Linked DNA regions of Homo sapiens: region 1 is linked to region 2. Evidence: read pairs that join two places in POLR2A ChIA-PET (ENCODE). Cell type or tissue: Panc1. All regions are shown on one strand. Links, peaks and the distances in the headings refer to the core of each region. The heading gives the core; the rest is flanking DNA.

Region 1 (14,826 bases), core at 9,045-11,544, 1.3 Mb after region 2:
CAATAAGGGCTGGGTGAGGTGGCTTACGCCTGTAATCCCAGCACTTTGGGAAGCCGAGGTGGGCACATCACTTGAGGTCAGGAGTTCAAGACCAGCCTGGCCGACATGGTGAAACCCCATCTCTACTAAAAATATGAAAATTAGCTGGGTGTGGGGGTGCATGCCTGTAATCCCAGCTACTTGGAAGGCTGAGGCAGGAGAATCACTTGAACCCGGGAGGGTGGAGGTTGCCATGAGCCGAGACCATGCCACTGCACTCCAGCCTGGGAGACCGAGCAAAACTCCATCTCAAAAAAAGAAAAAAAAGAAGAGAGAGATAGACAGTAAATAAGTAGACAAATAAATAAGCAGCCATTTCAGTAGAGAGGAGTAGACAAGATCCTGTCTGGAATGTGTTAAAGACAGAATGGAAGATGAGAAAATGGGAATCAATGATTCTTTTGAATGGTTTTACTGTGAACCATTGTGGGATGGGCCAGGCATGGTGACTCACACCTGTAATCCCAGCACTTTGGGAGGCTAAAGCTGGTGGATTGCTTGAGCCAGGAGTTCAAGACCAGCCTGGGCAACATGGTGAAACCCCGTCTCTAATAAAAATACAAAAATTAGCCAGGCGTAGTGGCAGGTGCCTGTAATCCCAGCTACTCAGGATGCTGAGGCAGGAGAATTGCTTGAACCTGGGAGGCAGAGGCTGCAGTAAGCCAAGATTGCGCCACTGCACTCCAACCTGGGCAACAGAGCAAGACTCCGTCTCAAAGAAAAAAAATTTTTTTTAAATAATTAGCTGGGCATGGTGGTGCGTGCCTGTAGTCTCAGCCACTCAGGAGGTTGAGGCGGGAGGATCACTTGAACCTCAGAGTTTGAGGCTGCAGTGAGCCATGATTACACCACTGCACTGCAGCCTGGGCAACACAGTAAGATCCTGTCTCAAAAAAAAAAAAAAATGGGATGGTAGCGGGATGGCAATGTGGGCTTAATGGAGGGGTTCTACAAAGATACCAGAGATACAGAGATGCCAGAACCAAGGAGGGCCTCGCCCAGGGCTGCATATTCTCTGGCAGAGGAAAGGGGGGACCCACAGACCAGCCAGACTCCACAAACAGCTCCCTTCCTTTCCCCCCACCAAATATCTCTATTATTATTCTGATTATAAAAACAATATATGATCCTTGAAAACAAACAAAGCCAGCATGCAGAAAGGTACAAAAGAAGAATTAGAAATCCTCTGAAACGCTACTCTGAGAAGTAACTGTTATCACTTTGATGTCCCTCTTCTAGATGGACTAGTGGTTGGCCAACTTCTTCTATTTATAGGACCAAATAATAACTATTTCAGGCTTGGTAGGCCATAGAGTCTCTGCTGCAACTCTGCCATCAAAGCACAAAATTGTCTAGACAATACATTAACCAATGGGTATGGCTGTTTCAACAAAATTTCATTTACAAAACAAGTGACAGGCTGTAGTTTGCCCAACCTATGTTTGTTTGTTTGTTTGTTTGTTTGTTTGAAACAGGGTCTCACTCTGTCGCCCAGGCTGGAGTGTAGCAGTGCAATCTCGGTTCACTGCAACCTCCACCTCCTGGGCCAAGCGATCCTCCCACCTCAGCCTCCCAAGTAGCTGAGACTACAGGCACACACAACCACACCCAGCTAATTTTTGTATTTGTTATAGAGACAGGGTTTTGCCATGTTTCCCAGGCTGGTCTGGAACTCCCAACCTCAGGTGATCCACCCACCTCAGCCTCCCAAAGTGCTGGGATTACAGGCATGAGCCACCGTGCCCGGGCTTGTTTGTTTTAAGAGACAGGGTCTCACTCTGTCACCCAGGCTGTACCCTATTTTCTACGTGTCTCTGTGTCTAAGCTCACCAAACCCATCCATACAGTGTTACCTAAAAGGACTCACGCATGCTCCCTGTACAGTTCCCATGAACTTAGTTCACCCAGCCTTTGGTGGGCCAAGGTATCGTTGAGCTCTGAAGACAGATACAGCTCGGGACATGGCTGAGCTGGCCATGACTGGCAGAGGAGCAGCTCCAGGACCACTCTGTTTTCCTAGGGCTTCCTGACCACCCAGGGCAGCCGGAACCTGCGGGCCGCCCATGCCCTTGAGCACACATTTGCCCCCGTGACCGATGGGGCCATCTCCACATTGCTGGGTCTGCTCATGCTTGCTGGTTCCCACTTTGACTTCATTGTAAGGTAGGGAGGGCTCGGGGCAGGGAGGCAGGGCTCAGGACAGGCCTGGGCTGACTCCCCCCACACCCTACCCCTAGGTACTTCTTTGCGGCGCTGACAGTGCTCACGCTCCTGGGCCTCCTCCATGGACTCGTGCTGCTGCCTGTGCTGCTGTCCATCCTGGGCCCGCCGCCAGAGGTGACCACACCCTCGGCACCATCCCTCTACTCCCAGCCCAAGGGACGGGGTAGGGAGAGGCAAGGGAAGGGACAGAGCCCTGTGGCCCACAGACAGGTACCTCCCCAACAGGTGCCACCAGCTGAAGGTGGCAGCCTCCTCCTTTCCCCAGACACCATGTTCCTGCCCCTCAGCCCTCCTGGCTTCTTCATGGGACCCACCTTAGACTTTTAGGATCCAGAACAAGGTGCAGGGTTTGCCCCAGGCCTCAACATCCTGTCGCCTGCCAGCTCTCATATCCTGCTGGAGACCAACAAGGGCCCCAGCTTCCCAACAGTCATGGTAATCCCCAGCGAGATGCTAAAGGGGACGGGAGCCCCAGGGGCCCGTGGGCTTACTGGGGCTGGTGTCTCCCCACAGGTGATACAGATGTACAAGGAAAGCCCAGAGATCCTGAGTCCACCAGCTCCACAGGGAGGCGGGCTTAGGTGGGGGGCATCCTCCTCCCTGCCCCAGAGCTTTGCCAGAGTGACTACCTCCATGACCGTGGCCATCCACCCACCCCCCCTGCCTGGTGCCTACATCCATCCAGCCCCTGATGAGCCCCCTTGGTCCCCTGCTGCCACTAGCTCTGGCAACCTCAGTTCCAGGGGACCAGGTCCAGCCACTGGGTGAAAGAGCAGCTGAAGCACAGAGACCATGTGTGGGGCGTGTGGGGTCACTGGGAAGCACTGGGTCTGGTGTTAGACGCAGGATGGACCCCTGGAGGGCCCTGCTGCTGCTGCATCCCCTCTCCCGACCCAGCTGTCATGGGCCTCCCTGATATCCATACAGAACAGCCACCGATTTGCACATCCAGGCCTGTGTGAGCCTGTATCTGTGTCACTTGAGAGTGAAAGCTGGCACTTGGGGCTGCAGTGCAGCCCTGTCCCCCTTCCCACCCCACACCACTGCCTGCCCAGCTGACCAAGCCTGAGGGACCCTCCAGCACCCTTCCGTCTGGTGACTCCTGGGCAGGCTCTCCATATCCCTGCCCACCTCCTACCACATCCATTATTTATATGAAAATGTCTATTTTTGTAGTATACATACATGTTAGCTATGATGAAAGTTTTATTTTTTAAAGAATGAAATATATTCTATGTGAACTAATCTCAGATGACTTCAGTGCTTTTTTTTGGACAGAGTGGGGAGTTTGCAAGTGAACATTAGCTATTGGAAGGAGCTTCTCTGGTGCCAGGACCTGAGGTATTAGCTTCTCTAGTTCTGGGTGGAAAAGACCCCAGATTCTGGATTTTTGTCATATACTTGGTAACATCATCTGGATTAAGTGCTTACTATACAAAACGATAACAAATTTTGTTGGTGTGAAATCCTACTGGGTTCAATCTGGAGACCGAGAGCAGAAAAAAAAGAACCCCACTGTGTGGCTTTCAGAGCCACCATATTCCAGCCTGCCCGTCTCTCCAGACTCACCTCCACCTACCTGCTTCACCCGCACGGGAAACGGCAAGGCAGAGGGGCAAAGCCATGCAGCAGGTGGAAGGCGAGGTGGAGGCAGATCAGGAAAGCAGCCAGTTGAAGCAGAGAGAGGTCAACAGGGTCTGGGGAGCTTCTCAGGAGGTTTGTGGACCCAGGGAAAGGAGCCAGGTTCCAGAGCAACCTCCAAGGCAAAGGCCTCTGTAAGTTGGTTGTCCTGACAGCCGAGAGGTGTCTTTGGCCAGTCAGCCAGTGGATCAGTTGCGGGAACTGCTCAGAAACTGAGGTGCTAGCAGTTAGTGAGGACACAGCGTAAGTTGTTTGTTCTGTGAAAGTTGAACAGCTCCACTAAGCAGAGGCCTTGAAGAGTGGCCACAGCCCTGGAATAGAGCACAGAGCCTCACCTAGAGGCGTGGGGAGGTTTGCAACTGCCCCTTCCCAGCCATAGCTTAGGACCCATAGTCTAGTTCACATAGACCCTGGGCTCCAACCACCCACTCACCAGGAATGATCCCACCCCAGGAACAATGCGTTCTCACATCCCACCCCACCTGGACAAAGGCCAGGAAATCATGTTCTGACCAAAAGATACAACAACAAAAACAACAACAACAAAAAACGCCTATTGCAATTGAATCCACGCTAAAATGCCTAAAAAGCTCAAGAGAAGCGGGTAGTTGGCAGAGAACCTAGAGTAGGGGGTGCAACCAGCAGGCCCAAGGGAGGGAGGCTGCATTTGGGTCCAGCAGTGTTTGGGTCACCAAGAAGGGCCTTCTAGGTGGAGCAGAGAGAGCTCACCAGGCCAGAATAGTGCAAAGGGGGTCAGCCCTCAGTGCCACTTACCAGCGGAGTAACCCTGGGCAAGTTAGCCAGCCTCACTAAGCCTCCTCATCTTCATCTTTCCAGGCCCGAGGAGATCTAGCCTCTGCCTCCCACCCCAGCACCCCCTCATCAGACACACGGAGCGCCACTGTCTGGACAGGCTGAATTGGTCTTCGGGTCCCTAATTTCTCATACGCCATTCCCTCTGCCTAGAACACTTTCTCACCTCCCCTTGATGTGACCCCATATCACCCTTCGAGGTGAATTGGATCGGATGCCATCTCCTCCAGGAGGGGTGGGGTCGTGCCTCCTGTGAGGTCCCAGTGCCCCTGAGTGTCTGTGCCCGTCTGTTTCCCCGTCCCTCTCTCTAAGCCCGGAGGCTTACTGCGGGTAAGGACGGCGGGACAGGACCTTAACCCCTGGGACGAACACCAGCTCCGCAAAGGACTCCGCACCCGGCGCCGCCCACGGGGTGCGGGTCCCAGGAGGACCAGCAGAGAGGAGCATAGGAGAGCAAAGGAGATCAGTGACCCATGGCTTCCCCGGTGGCGCGGAACAGCCCGGAGCCGCCTGTGATTTGCATACCCATGGTGCACCACGAAAAGATACCCTCAAGATGCTTGCACTCCCTCTGTGCGCGCATTTCTGCACTGTTTTAGAGCATGATGCCTCTTACACGCATCTGTGTGCATAAACTACATATAGGGAGTGCGTACCACGCAGGCATCCAACAACCATAAGTGTGTTAAGTGTTAGTTCTCCCTGCGAGGTTCGAAGCGGAAGTCACGAATATACTCGGGTTTCTCTTCAAAGCGCATAAATCTTTCGCCTTTTACTAAAGATTTCCGTGGAGAGAAAGTTGTGAGTTTTTATTCAATTTTTTGAGGCCTCTTATTTCCTGAGGCTACATTTTTAAGTATTAAAAGTTAGGCAACTACAACCAAGGAACTTGGTCATTTGTTATTTGTACCAAATGTTCACAAACTTATTCGGGCGTGGTGGTGCCTGTTTGCAATCCCACCTATTGGAGAAGCTGGGGCGGGAGAGTCTCTTGACTCTAGAAGACGGAGGTTGTAGTGATCCGAGATCGCGCCACTGCCCTCTAGTCAGAGTGGCAGAGACTCCTGGGGCGGGAGAGTCTCTTGACTCTAGAAGACGGAGGTTGTAGTGATCCGAGATCGCGCCACTGCCCTCTAGTCAGAGTGACAGAGATTCAGTGTAAAACAAAAAAAAATCAGAAGTTTGCGTGACACCTTGTTTTGAGCTACATTTGGGGTTTATTGGCTTCTGCAGTGTGCAGTAAGACTGGCTTCTATTGTTTATTTCTTGCGTTTTTGTTGCATTTCGTTGCAGATTTAAGAGATAAACAGTGGAAGGCGCTTTCAAGTCGTCCGGTCATTAATTAAGCCTTATTGTGGCTAGAGGTTCAGGGGCGGTATATCGCGCCAACCAAACTCCTTGTTCTATTCCCAGAGACAGTAGCTGTTAGCGGTTTGGTGTGGCTCTTCCAGACTGATTTTTTTTTCCCAACTCGATTGCGAATCCAAACACAGTTTATGTGGTGAAGAGACAAGGTTCCTTCTCCTATGGAGCTTTTTTCTTTTGAGATGGAGTCTCACTTTGTCACCCAGGCTGGAGTGCAGTGGCTCAATCTCGGCTCACTACAACCTCCGCCTCCCGGGTTCAAGCGATTCTCCTGCCTCAGCCTGCGGAGTACCTGGGACTACAGGCGCCCGCCACCACACCCGACTAATTTTTGTATTTTTAGTAGAGACGGGGTTTCACCGTGTTGGTGAGGATGGTCTCGATCTCCTGACCTCGTGATCCGCCTGCCTCAGCCTCCCAAAGTGCTGGGATTACAGGTGTGAGCCACCACACCTGGCCCTTTTCTTTCTTTCTTTCTTTTTTTTGTTTTTTGTTTGTTTGTTTGTTTGTTTGTTTGTTTTTGAGAGGGAGTTTCGCTCTTGTTGCCCAGGCTGGAGTGCAGTGGCGCGATCTCGGCTCACTGCAACCTCCACCTCCCGGGTTCAAGCGATTCTCCTCCTCAGCATCTGGGATTACAGGCGCACCACCACGCCCGGCTAATTTTTGTGTTTTTAGTAGAGACAGAGTTTCACCATGTTGGCCAGGCTGGTCTCAAACTCCTGACCCCAGGTAATCCGCCTGCCTCGGCCTTCCAAAGTGTTGGGATTACAGGCAAAAGCCAACGTGCCCGGCCCCTATGGAGCTTTTCTAATAGAACCAAACACAAAACAAATTGAATAAATAATATAAATCCCAGATAAATAATATCTCAGTGAGAAGTGCCCTGTAGAAAGAGCATTTTGATAGAATGGTCTACCTCCTTCCTATTCCCTCTCCATAAGGGAGCTCACCTACTTCCATGGCTTTAAGTAAATGCCATCTGATAGCTAGTGACCCCCCAGTTTACAGCCATCAGCTAGTCCTGTTGACTCCCTTCCATCAGCTGGTCCTGTTGATACCTTCAAAGCGTACGCTTCATCCAACCACATTTTACCACCTCCACTGCTGCCATCCTGGTCCAAGATCTCTTGCTGGATAATTGCAATAGCCCCTAACTGTTCTCCCTAGACCACTCTTCTACCTCGCTCTTGCCCTTCTCAATTCCAGTCCTCCACATAACGGCCAAATTCTTTTTTTTTTTTTTCTGAGAGGGTCTTCCTGGAGTGCAGTGGCTGGAGTGCAGTGGCACAATCTCAGGCTGGAGTGCAGTGGCGCAATCTGAGTTCACTGCAACCTCCACCTCCCAGATCCAAGCAATTCTCCCACCTCAGCCTCCCAAGTAGCTGGGACTGCAGGCGCGTGCCACCACACTGGCTAATTTTTGTATTTTTTGTAGAGACGGGATTTCGCCATGTTGCCCGAACTGGTATCAAACTCCCAGATTCAAGTGATTCGCCCACCTCACCCTCCCAAAGTGCTGGGATTACAGGCAGGAACCACCATGCCCAGCCCAAATTATTCTTTTAAACTAAATCTGATCACACATCACTGTCCTGCACAAAACCCTCCAATGCCTTCCCCCATGACACATAGCTCCCTGCAGATCTCTTGTCAAATGTTATCTCATCAGAGGTCTACAATCAGTGCCCTGTACGAAATAGTCCCACTCCCACCACATAGCTATCTCTTCAACCTGTTTTGCTTTTCCTCATAGCACAAACTACTCCCTGAATAGAGCATACATTTCTTTACTTGTTTACTGCATGTTTCTCCTCTTAGAATGTTAGCTCCATGAGGCAAAGACTTGACTTGACTTGTTGTCTGATGTACTTATTCCATGACCGTAAATCAATGTCTAGTGTGTGAGCACTCAATGAATAGTTGTGGAACAAATGAATGAATATGTTTTCTAAACACATATACAGAATTTAATCTGTCCCACTACAATTCTAAGTATTTTATGAAATTATTTTCATCTTCCTAAAAACTCTACTAAATAGGTTCCATTATCTCCATTTTATAAATAAGGAAGCTGAGGCAAAGAAAGGTTAATCACAAAGAAAATATGTGGCGGAGCTGGGATTCAAATGCAAGCATTCTGGCTCCAGGAGACACGCTCTTAATCACTATGCTACCTTTTTTCTTTTAACAAGAGGAATCATGCTGTAATTGGTCTATTCTGTGCTTTTTTCACCAAAGATCATGGATTTTTTAAATATTACAGGAATATACCATAGTTAATATAACCAGTCCTCTGGTAATGGACGTATAGATGATTTTCAATTTCCACTATCCAATCAATGCTGCCATGTACTACTGAGTAAGCACATTTTCTGTCGAGAGATAATGCTAAATAACTATCTTTAATCCCTGTGCAATATATATACACACACATCTATGTGTATATATAATATACACACACATCTATGTGTATATATAATATACACACACATCTATGTGTATATATAATATACACACACATCTATGTGTATATATAATATACACACACATCTATGTGTATATATAATATACACACACATCTATGTGTATATATAATATACACACACATCTATGTGTATATATAATATACACACACATCTATGTGTATATATAATATACACACACATCTATGTGTATATATAATATACACACACATCTATGTGTATATATAATATACACACACATCTATGTGTATATATAATATACACACACATCTATGTGTATATATATACACACACATCTATGTGTATATATAATATATACACACATCTATGTGTATATATAATATACACACATCTATGTGTATATATAATATACTCACATCTATGTGTATATATAATATACACACACATCTATGTGTATATATAATATACACACACATCTATGTGTATATATAATATACACACACATCTATGTGTATATATAATATACACACACATCTATGTGTGTGTGTGTGTGTGTGTGTGTATATATATATATACATATATATATATATATTTTTTTTTTTTTTTTTGAGACAGAGTCTCACTCTGTTGCCTAGGCTGAGTGCAGTAGCACAATCTCAGCTCACTGCAACCTCCGCCTCCCAGATTCAAGCAATTCTCGTGCCTCAGCCTCCCAAGTAGCTGGGATTACGGGCATGTGCCACCACACCTGGCTAGTTTTTTGTATTTTAGAGACAGGGTTTTGCCATGTTGCCCAGGCTGATCCCGAACTCCTGAGCTCAGGCGAACCACCCACCTCGGCCTCGCAAAGTTCTAGGATTACAGGCGTGAGCCACGGTGCCTGGCCTCCTGTACAATATATTTTTGTATGAAGTCCCTGAGATAGAAATCTAACTTTATTTTCTTCTAAATAGTCAACTGTCTCTCATTTTAGATTGACAGTATCTTGCTTTGCAGCTCCTTTAAAACTCTTCATGGAATAAAGTGGCATTTAAATGAGGAAATAGGCTGGGTGTGGTGGTGCTTCATGCCTGTAATCCCAGCACTTTGGGAGGACGGAGTGGGACCATTGCTTGAGCCCAGGAGTTTGAGAACAGCCCGGGCAACGTAGGGAGACCTCATCTCTACAAAAAGAAAAAAAAAAGTTAGCCGAATGTGATGGAACATGCCTGTAGTCCCAGCTATTCAGCAGGCTGAAGTGGGAAGATCACTTGAGCCTGGGAGGCTGAGGCTGCAGTGAGCCGAGATTGCACCACTGCACTCCAGCCTGGGTGAGAATAAGGTTGTGTCATAAATAAATAAATAAAGTCATTTACTTAACATTTACATAGCACTGATTATCTGACAGAGACTGAGGAAGCAGAAACGAGTAAGACACCACTCCAGGCCCCAGGGATCTTTCTTGAGGGAGATTCACATCCTCGGGAAAACAAGATGTATAGTGAATGAAGGAGGTAGCAGAGGGGTCTGCAGTAACTGAGTAAGGTATGGAGCTAGAGGACTAATACCTCCAGGATAAATGAATTTATACAAAGATTGTATTTGAGAGAAGAGGTGAGGAACCACTCACTAGTAGTTTTGAGTGCCCTGAAAGTGAAATAGATTGAATTTTGTCCTGGAGGTCAATGGGATGTTCCAGGACTTAAGCCCCATAGGACTGACAATCAAAAACAGGTCTGGCTGCACTGTGGGAAATGGATTGAGGGGGCGCTGGAGTGAAGGCAGGAAGGCTGTGAGACGTGTCAGACAGGACAGGTTGAACCTGGGGCTGAGAGAACTGAACCAACTGGAAAGGTCTCTTAAGGTCTCTTACAAGGTAAAAAGAGACCTAAGGCAGGTGTGAAGAGCGATAAGGCAAGGATGAGATCCAGGTTTCTGGCGTGGGTGTCCACGGAAATGAGAAACACGATGGGGGCAGAGCTGGGGAAAAGCTGGGGAGATCAATTTCTCGCCGAGCCTGTGGTGTCTGAGGGGCATTCAGGGAGCGATCTCCAGGGGGGCAGGTCTGGAATGAAAGAAGGAGCTGAGGCCGGGCATGGTGGCGCACACCTGTAATCCCAGCACTTTGGGAGGCCGAGGCTGGCGGATCACATGAAGTCAGGAGTTCGAGACCAACCTGGCCAACATGGTGAAACCCCCGTCTCTACTAAAAATACAACAATTAGCCGGGCGTTGTGGTGCATGTCTGTAATCCCAGCTACTCAGGAGGCTGAGGCACGAGAATCGCTTGAACCCGGGAGGCGGAGTTTGAAGTGAGCCGAAATCGCACCACTACACTCCAGCCTCGACGACAGAGCAAGACTCTGTCTCAAAAAAAAAAAAAAAAAGGCCGAGGCGGGCGGATCACAAGGTCAGGAGATCGAGACCATCCTGGCTAATACGGTGAAACTCCGTCTCTACTAAAAATTCAAAAAAATTAGCCGGGCGTGGTGATGGGCGCCTGTAGTACCAGCTACTCCGGAGGCTGAGGCAGGAGAACGGCGTGAACCCGGGAGGCGGAGCTTGCAGTGAGCCGAGATGGCACCACTGCCCTCCGGCCTGGGCGAGAGTGCGAGACTCCGTCTCAAAAAAAAGAGAGAGGAGAGAAAGAAAGAAAGAAAGAAAGAGATAGAGAAAGAGAAAGAAAGAAGGAAGGAAGGAAGGAAGGAAGGAAAGAGAAAGAAAGAAAAAGAAAGAAAGAAAGAAAGAAAGAAAGAAAGAAAGAAAGAAAGAAAGAAAGAAAGAAAGAAAGAGAAAGAAAAAGAAAAGAAAGAGGGAGCTGAGCTGAACAGATAGATATGTGGGAGTCATCAGAATAGACTAGTAGACGACAATGCCCAGGGGCAGGGCGTAGAGTCAGGGTGTGGAACGAAGGAAATCCTCGTTTTCGAGTTTCACCCCCTCAGGGAGGCCCAGCCCAAGCCCTGCCCGGCCCGACCCCACCTCGCCCACACGGGCTTGATCCCGCACAAGGGGCTGCGCGTGGCAGACAACGGTTCTTCCGGCGCCCGGCTCACTGGGCACGCTGGGAACGGAAGCCCGCTCCGAACGCCGAGCACTTCGGGAGCTGTAGTTTGGGGCAGGCTCAGCTGGGCGGGTCGAGGGCTCCCTGCGAGTCCCGGCGTTGGATCATTTGAAGGACAGGTCCAGAAAGCGGTGATGCTCCCGGGGCAGGGTGCCTCTCCGGCGGCGACACGGGGCGCCCCGGGCCTCATCCCCTCTCCGCAGGGCATGGCATTTCCACGCCTCCACAATCTGCTCCACCTGCAGAGCAAGGCCAGTTAGTGCGCAGTCCCGCGGTGGCCCCTCGCCCCGAGGACCGTGGGCCGGGCTGCTCCTGCCCCCTCCCAGCGCCCTGTACCCCCTGCTGAGTGGAGCTGGGCCGGTTCCCCGCGTCCCCACCGGGATGAGTGGTTCCTGCCGGTTCTGCTCTTCCAGGGCGCTCAGCTCCGCCGGGGCCAGCAAGGCTAGTCTCAGCTCTTTCACCACCGGGGCCGCCACCTCAGCCACCGGCCGCTCCAGCACCGCCTGCAAACGCCAGCCCTGAGTCGGGCACCTGTCCTGCCGCCCGCTCACCAGTCTCGTGGCCAGCACCTCCTTCCGTGCCCTTGCGCTCCCCCAGCCCCACTCACCGCGCCCACGCGCGCCCAGCTTCGGGCCGCGCGGACCAGTTCAGCCTCGTCCACGCAGAGCTTGTCGCTGCGGAGCAGGGGCAGCAGCGCGGCCGCCGACAGCTCCAGGAAGCCTCGGGTCCGGAGGGCCTCCTGCGAGCCGGCAAATGGGTCAGGGAGGAGCAGAATGCGGTGCGTAGGGTGAGGAGTATGAAGGGAGCAGTACCTGGCTGTGGGCCTCTATGAAAGCCACGCAGCGCTCCTGCAGCTGCCCCAGGCCAAAGGTTACGGCCACCTGCGAGCAGAATGAGGGAGATCAGGTTGGAGACTGGAGAGGCCGTAGCCCAGCCTGCTCACTGGGACCCACCACTGCAAGCCTGACCCTAGCCCTAGCTGGGGAGGCTGACAGGGCCCTCAGCCCTCCAGGAAACTAGACCCAATGAAAGCCTGCTACACACACACACACACACACACACACACACACACACACACACACACACACACGTGGACTCACTCTACAACCTGCTCTTCCCTACAGGAGACCACGCCATGGCCTTCAAACCCCACCTGGGACCTAGGCTTGATTTTTTTTGAGGCAGAGTCTCACTCTGTTGCCCAGGCTGGAGTGTGCAGTGGCGCAATCTCGGCTCACTGCAACCTCTGCCTCCCGGGTTCAAGCGATTCTCCTGCCTCAGCCTCCAGAGTAGCTGGGAGCATGCCACCACACCAGGCTAATTTTCTGTATTTTTAATAGAGACAGGGTTTCACCGTGTTAGCCAGGATGGTCTCGATCTCCTGACCTCTTGATCCGCCCGCCTCGGCCTCCAAAAGTGCTGAAATTACAGGTGTGAGCCGTTGTGCCTGACCCAGCTTGACTTCTAAAGTCTACAGCCACCCTTTCCCTACCCCAAGTCAAGCTGAGAACCATTCCCCAGCCCTGACAGACAGAAGACCAGCAAAGACCTCCAGCCCCTTCAACACCTGCTCCTGCACCTGACCCTGCTGATACACCCAGGATCCCACAGATCTAGGCACAGAATTCATCCTATAAACATCCTTGGAGCACCCCCACCACCACCATGTACCCAAGTTATTTCCAGGCCAGACACAGCAGGCCCAGGCTCCCAGGTGCTGGGAGCCCATTTCCACACACAGAGCCAGACTCCTACCATGCCTGTCCAGCAGCACCCACCTGCAGGGCCTCACAAACCAAGTCCACATCCAGCACCTTCACCACAAACTGCAGGCACAGCTGGGAACAGAAATGAATGTGGGTTGGGTGGCGGTGTCCCTGCTCCAAGACACTAGTTCCACCCCAGAAGCAGTGAGCAGGCTTGGAGCGGTGAGTCACCCAGCAGCCCCAGACCCATCCTGACCCAGGCCAGGGGAGGCAGGGAATTGCTAGAGCCTGAGACAGCAGGCTTACAGGAACTGGAGACTAGCAAAACCAAGCCCAGCCACCCACCTTCTAGTACATTCGCCACTAATCAAAACCAGATAAAGGCCATGCAAAATTCTCCCCTTCTTTCAGGATGCTTATCTTCCTCCACTTGTTCCCTTCCTGACTCAAGGATACTTCTATTTTTAGCAGAAACTTGAATTTCATCCGTGACATCTCTCATCTCTTGACTGCTGCACTAGCCTCCTGACTGGACTAGCGAGTCCTCTCCACCTCTTCCAATCCCTTCTCCCCTGAGTTTCCAATTCTTCACTCCCTTATCGGAAACCTTCAGTGAATCTCCACTGCCCTCTGCTTAAAAGAAGTCCAAAAGCTTGAGGGCCCTACATGAACCAGGCCCTGGCGTCCTCTGCAGTCTCGTCTTGCCCTCTCCTCACAGTTCAGACACACCAAATGTCTCACTAGCTCCTTTGGTGCCTCTGTGACTAGAATACCATCTTCCCACTTCCCCTAGGAACAAAATCCTATTTGTTCTACCAGATCGAACACAAATGTTTCCTCCTCTGGGAAGTCTTCTCCTCTCCCTAGTGGCGGGACTGGAGAGTCCCCCCATACAGTCTCGGCACCATTCACGCTTCTCTATCACACTTTCTTTTTTTTTTTTTTTTTTTGAGGGCAAGTCTTGCTCTGTCACCCAGGCTGGAATGCAGTGGCACGATTTCAGCTCACTGCAACCTCTGCCTCCCAGGTTCAAGCGATTCTTGTGCCTCAGCCTCTCAAGTAGCTGCAATTAACAGGTGTGTGCCACCATGCCTGGCTAATTTTTGTGCTTTTAGTAGAGATGGGGTGTCACCATGTTGCCCAGGCTGGTCTGGAACTTCTGGGCTCAAGTGATCCACCTGCTTCAGCTTCCCAAAGTGCTGGGATTACAGGCGTGAGCCACTGCGCCCGGCCTCTATCACACTTCTTATGCCACCCAGGTAAGCATTTTCATGTGTCTGTCTCCTCTCCCTCTCTGGAGAACACGGATCAAGGCTGATATCTTTGTATCTACAGCACCAGCCATAATCACCCCCTCTTCCCACAGCACACACAGGGCAGGCATGCATGGATCCTTTTGCACACAGGCACACATACATGCCCTACTTACTTGGGAGAGATATACATACTTCTCTCTGTGTGGGCACACGTTCCTCTCCAGGCCAGAGTGTGTGTGAGGCAGGGCGGGAAGTGAGCCCGTGAGAAGCAAGGGAAATGAGACAGGGACCTGGCA
Region 2 (2,500 bases), core at 1-2,500:
GTAATATCACCAAGTGGGTAAGCACAGGCCATGAGAAGACCTCCATTATTAACACTGGTCCCTCTCCATCACTGAAAATTAGAAGCATTCATAATGTTTACGAAAAACTCTTCCAAGATTGCAAAATTCTTTAGTGTTTTAACTTGGCATTATCAGTGCAGATCCAGGGCACCAATTTAGAAGTCAGCTTAAAATCCAGAAGGAAGTCAATTTTCTTACTCCCTTTTTTTTTGAGAGTTCAATGCCTTGGTAGTTTTGGTGAGTTACTTGGTTGAAGCTTCTCCTAGCAATTGCTGACCCACATGGATGTTTGGAAGGCATCATGTTAGAAAAGTGCGGAAGAGCGAAAATCTGTTGTTTTCATTAGCACAAATCTGTCTGATAGTGAGGTGCAACACTATTTAAAAAAACAGAGTTCTGGCTGGGCATGGTGGCTCACGCCTGTAATCTCAGCACTTTGGGAGGCCAAGGTGGGCGGATCACGAGGTCAGGAGATCGAGATCGAGACCGTCCCGGCTAACACAGTGAAACTCCGTCTCTACTAAAAATACAAAAAAAATTAGCCAGGCGTGGTGGTGGGCGCCTGTAGTCCCAGCTACTCGGGAGGCTGAGGCAGGAGAATGGCGTGCACTCGGGAGGCAGAGCTTGTAGTGAGCCGAGATCGCACCACTGCGCTCCAGCCTGGTGACAGAGCGAGACTCCGTCTCAAAACAACAATAACAACAAAAACAGAGTTCCTGGCCGGGCGTGGTGGCTCACGCCTGTAATCCCAGCATTTTGGGAAGCTGAGGCAGGTGGATCACTTGAGGTCAGGAGTTCAAGACCAGCCTGGCCAACATTGGTGAAACCCAGTCTCTACTAAAAATACAAAAATTAGCTGGGCCTTGTGGCAGGCACCTGTAGTCCCAGCTACAGGCTGAGGCAGGAGAATCGCTTGAACCTTGGAGCAGGGGGTTGCAGTGAGCCGAGATCATGTCAATGCACTCCAAAGTCTGGGCGACAGAGCGTGATTCCATCTCAAAAAATAAATAAAATAAAATAAAAAACAGAGTTCCTGCTGCAAAAGTAGGAAATCACAGGTAAGTTCTGAGAAAGCAGGAGTGTCAGGTGCTAGATTACCCTCCCTCCAGTCCCTGCCCATTTGTTTCCCAGTGCTAGGCTGGTTGCTTCTAGTAGAGGCTACTATAGGTCCGTGAGGGTACAGATGTTTTCTCTTCACTGGTATACTCAGGCCACTGAGAGTGAGGCTCTGAGGCAGGTCTAGCAGGAAGCTCCTGTCTTGAATACCAGGCTTATGGTGGCATTTGACTGTGTGGTCCATGGCAGATCATTACTACCCCAACCATGAGTATAGAATTGGAGAGAGGAGAGATGGGCAGGACCAAAGCTGTGTGTGTGTGTGTGTGTGTGTGTGTGTGTGTGTGTGTGTGTGTGTGTGTGTGTGTGTGTGTGTGTGTAGAGTTGGAGGGGAGGGGGGCTGTCCCTAAAATACTCAAGGCTTCCCAAGGGAGAGAACTGGAGCCTCCTCCAAGGGAGATAGCTTCAAGACCTGATCGATGAGGTTGTAGGGAACATTTGACATTTTTGGCTGCCTAGCATCTGAACACCTTTCCCATTTTGGAGGACTTCCAAATCAGATGGGAGGCAGGGCCCTTAAACTCTGATATGATATTGAGTATGTTGCCAGAAGATGCAAGAATAAAATAAAGTATGATTTTTAGAGTTTGTGGCTGCCTATTAAGTTCAAAATCTCTAATTGGAGGTAAAATGTATAGACTGTAAGTGGGTGAGGAAAGTCACAGTGATTGACCAAAATAATTTACCACTGATAGCACAGCCCATGAAAAAAGCTGCATCCCTGCTTCTGTCACATTTGGTCAGCATTAGAGTTCACGAGGAAGCCCTCTCCCAGGTACTACTCTGGGATCTTTGGGGAGCAGAGAGAAAACTGGACAGTGGTTCAGAGGGTAAAGGGAACTTAGGATTCTTGGGCTGCAAGTAACAGAATGTAGTTGGAGTCTCCTTAAATAAATAATACATTTGTATAAGCAGCCCCGTTAGACATGAAAAAGAGGGACTCCTGCCCTGGGCCCCATGTCTAGAGGGCCCGGCTTTGGCTCTTCTCTGAGCCTACCTCTCTTCATAGGATGAGAAATCCATATGGCCAAGGGTGCTTCTCCACCCAGATAAGTATTCCGCTTATCTCACCTCCCTCTTCTCAACTATGCTTAGTATCCTGAGTCCTGGAATTCTCTGCCCAAATGGACTTTAGCCTGTTTCTAGGAACTGCATGGGCCTTTTCCCTGGATCTGTTCTCCTAAGGAGAGCATTGTCAGTATCAGCACCTTTAGAACCAAGAGGTGGTCAAGGAACAGCTATTTGTAAGGCGATTGCTATGGTTTGTATGTGGTTTATTCCCATCAAAACTCATGTTGAAAATTGATCCCCAACGTGGCAGTGTTGGGAGGTAGGGACTAGTGGGAGGTGTTTGGGTCATGGA

What was found. Peaks named below come from ENCODE experiments on the same cell type or tissue, not always from the same donor. Only the 100,000 strongest peaks of a DNase experiment are listed, where the experiment ranks them.
Region 1: POLR2A ChIA-PET joins it to region 2 with 12 read pairs; 2 of 35 experiments call an interaction of 5 or more read pairs at or near these places.

What each region holds. Positions count from the first base shown.
Region 1 is chr1:44,810,619-44,825,444 of GRCh38, reverse strand. BTBD19 (BTB domain containing 19) reads right to left here. Exons shown (of 8, transcript NM_001136537.3): 4 at 13,347-13,406; 5 at 12,381-12,449; 6 at 12,176-12,307; 7 at 11,946-12,071; 8 at 9,860-11,807. The coding sequence ends at 11,673. It overlaps PTCH2 (patched 2), which reads left to right. Exons shown (of 22, transcript NM_003738.5): 20 at 2,060-2,202; 21 at 2,277-2,376; 22 at 2,776-3,507. The coding sequence ends at 3,030. LOC107984952 (a long non-coding RNA gene) reads right to left here and starts at 4,966. Exons shown (of 2, transcript XR_001738036.3): 1 at 4,883-4,966; 2 at 3,451-4,214. It also overlaps the pseudogene RNU5E-6P. RefSeq lists enhancers at 3,063-3,718, 3,719-4,376, 5,033-5,689, 5,696-5,745, 5,776-5,875 and 1 more and silencers at 5,066-5,785, 11,457-11,526. In Panc1, for the core only: no CTCF peak of the experiment used is centred there; no DNase peak of the experiment used is centred there; H3K4me3 peaks cover 717 bases; H3K27ac peaks cover 1,340 bases.
Region 2 is chr1:46,145,644-46,148,143 of GRCh38, reverse strand. All of the region lies in intron 1 of P3R3URF-PIK3R3 (P3R3URF-PIK3R3 readthrough), which reads left to right. It also overlaps a transcript of PIK3R3 not described here. Among named protein-coding and RNA genes, the nearest start is that of PIK3R3, 14 kb to the right of the region's middle. In Panc1, for the core only: no CTCF peak of the experiment used is centred there; no DNase peak of the experiment used is centred there.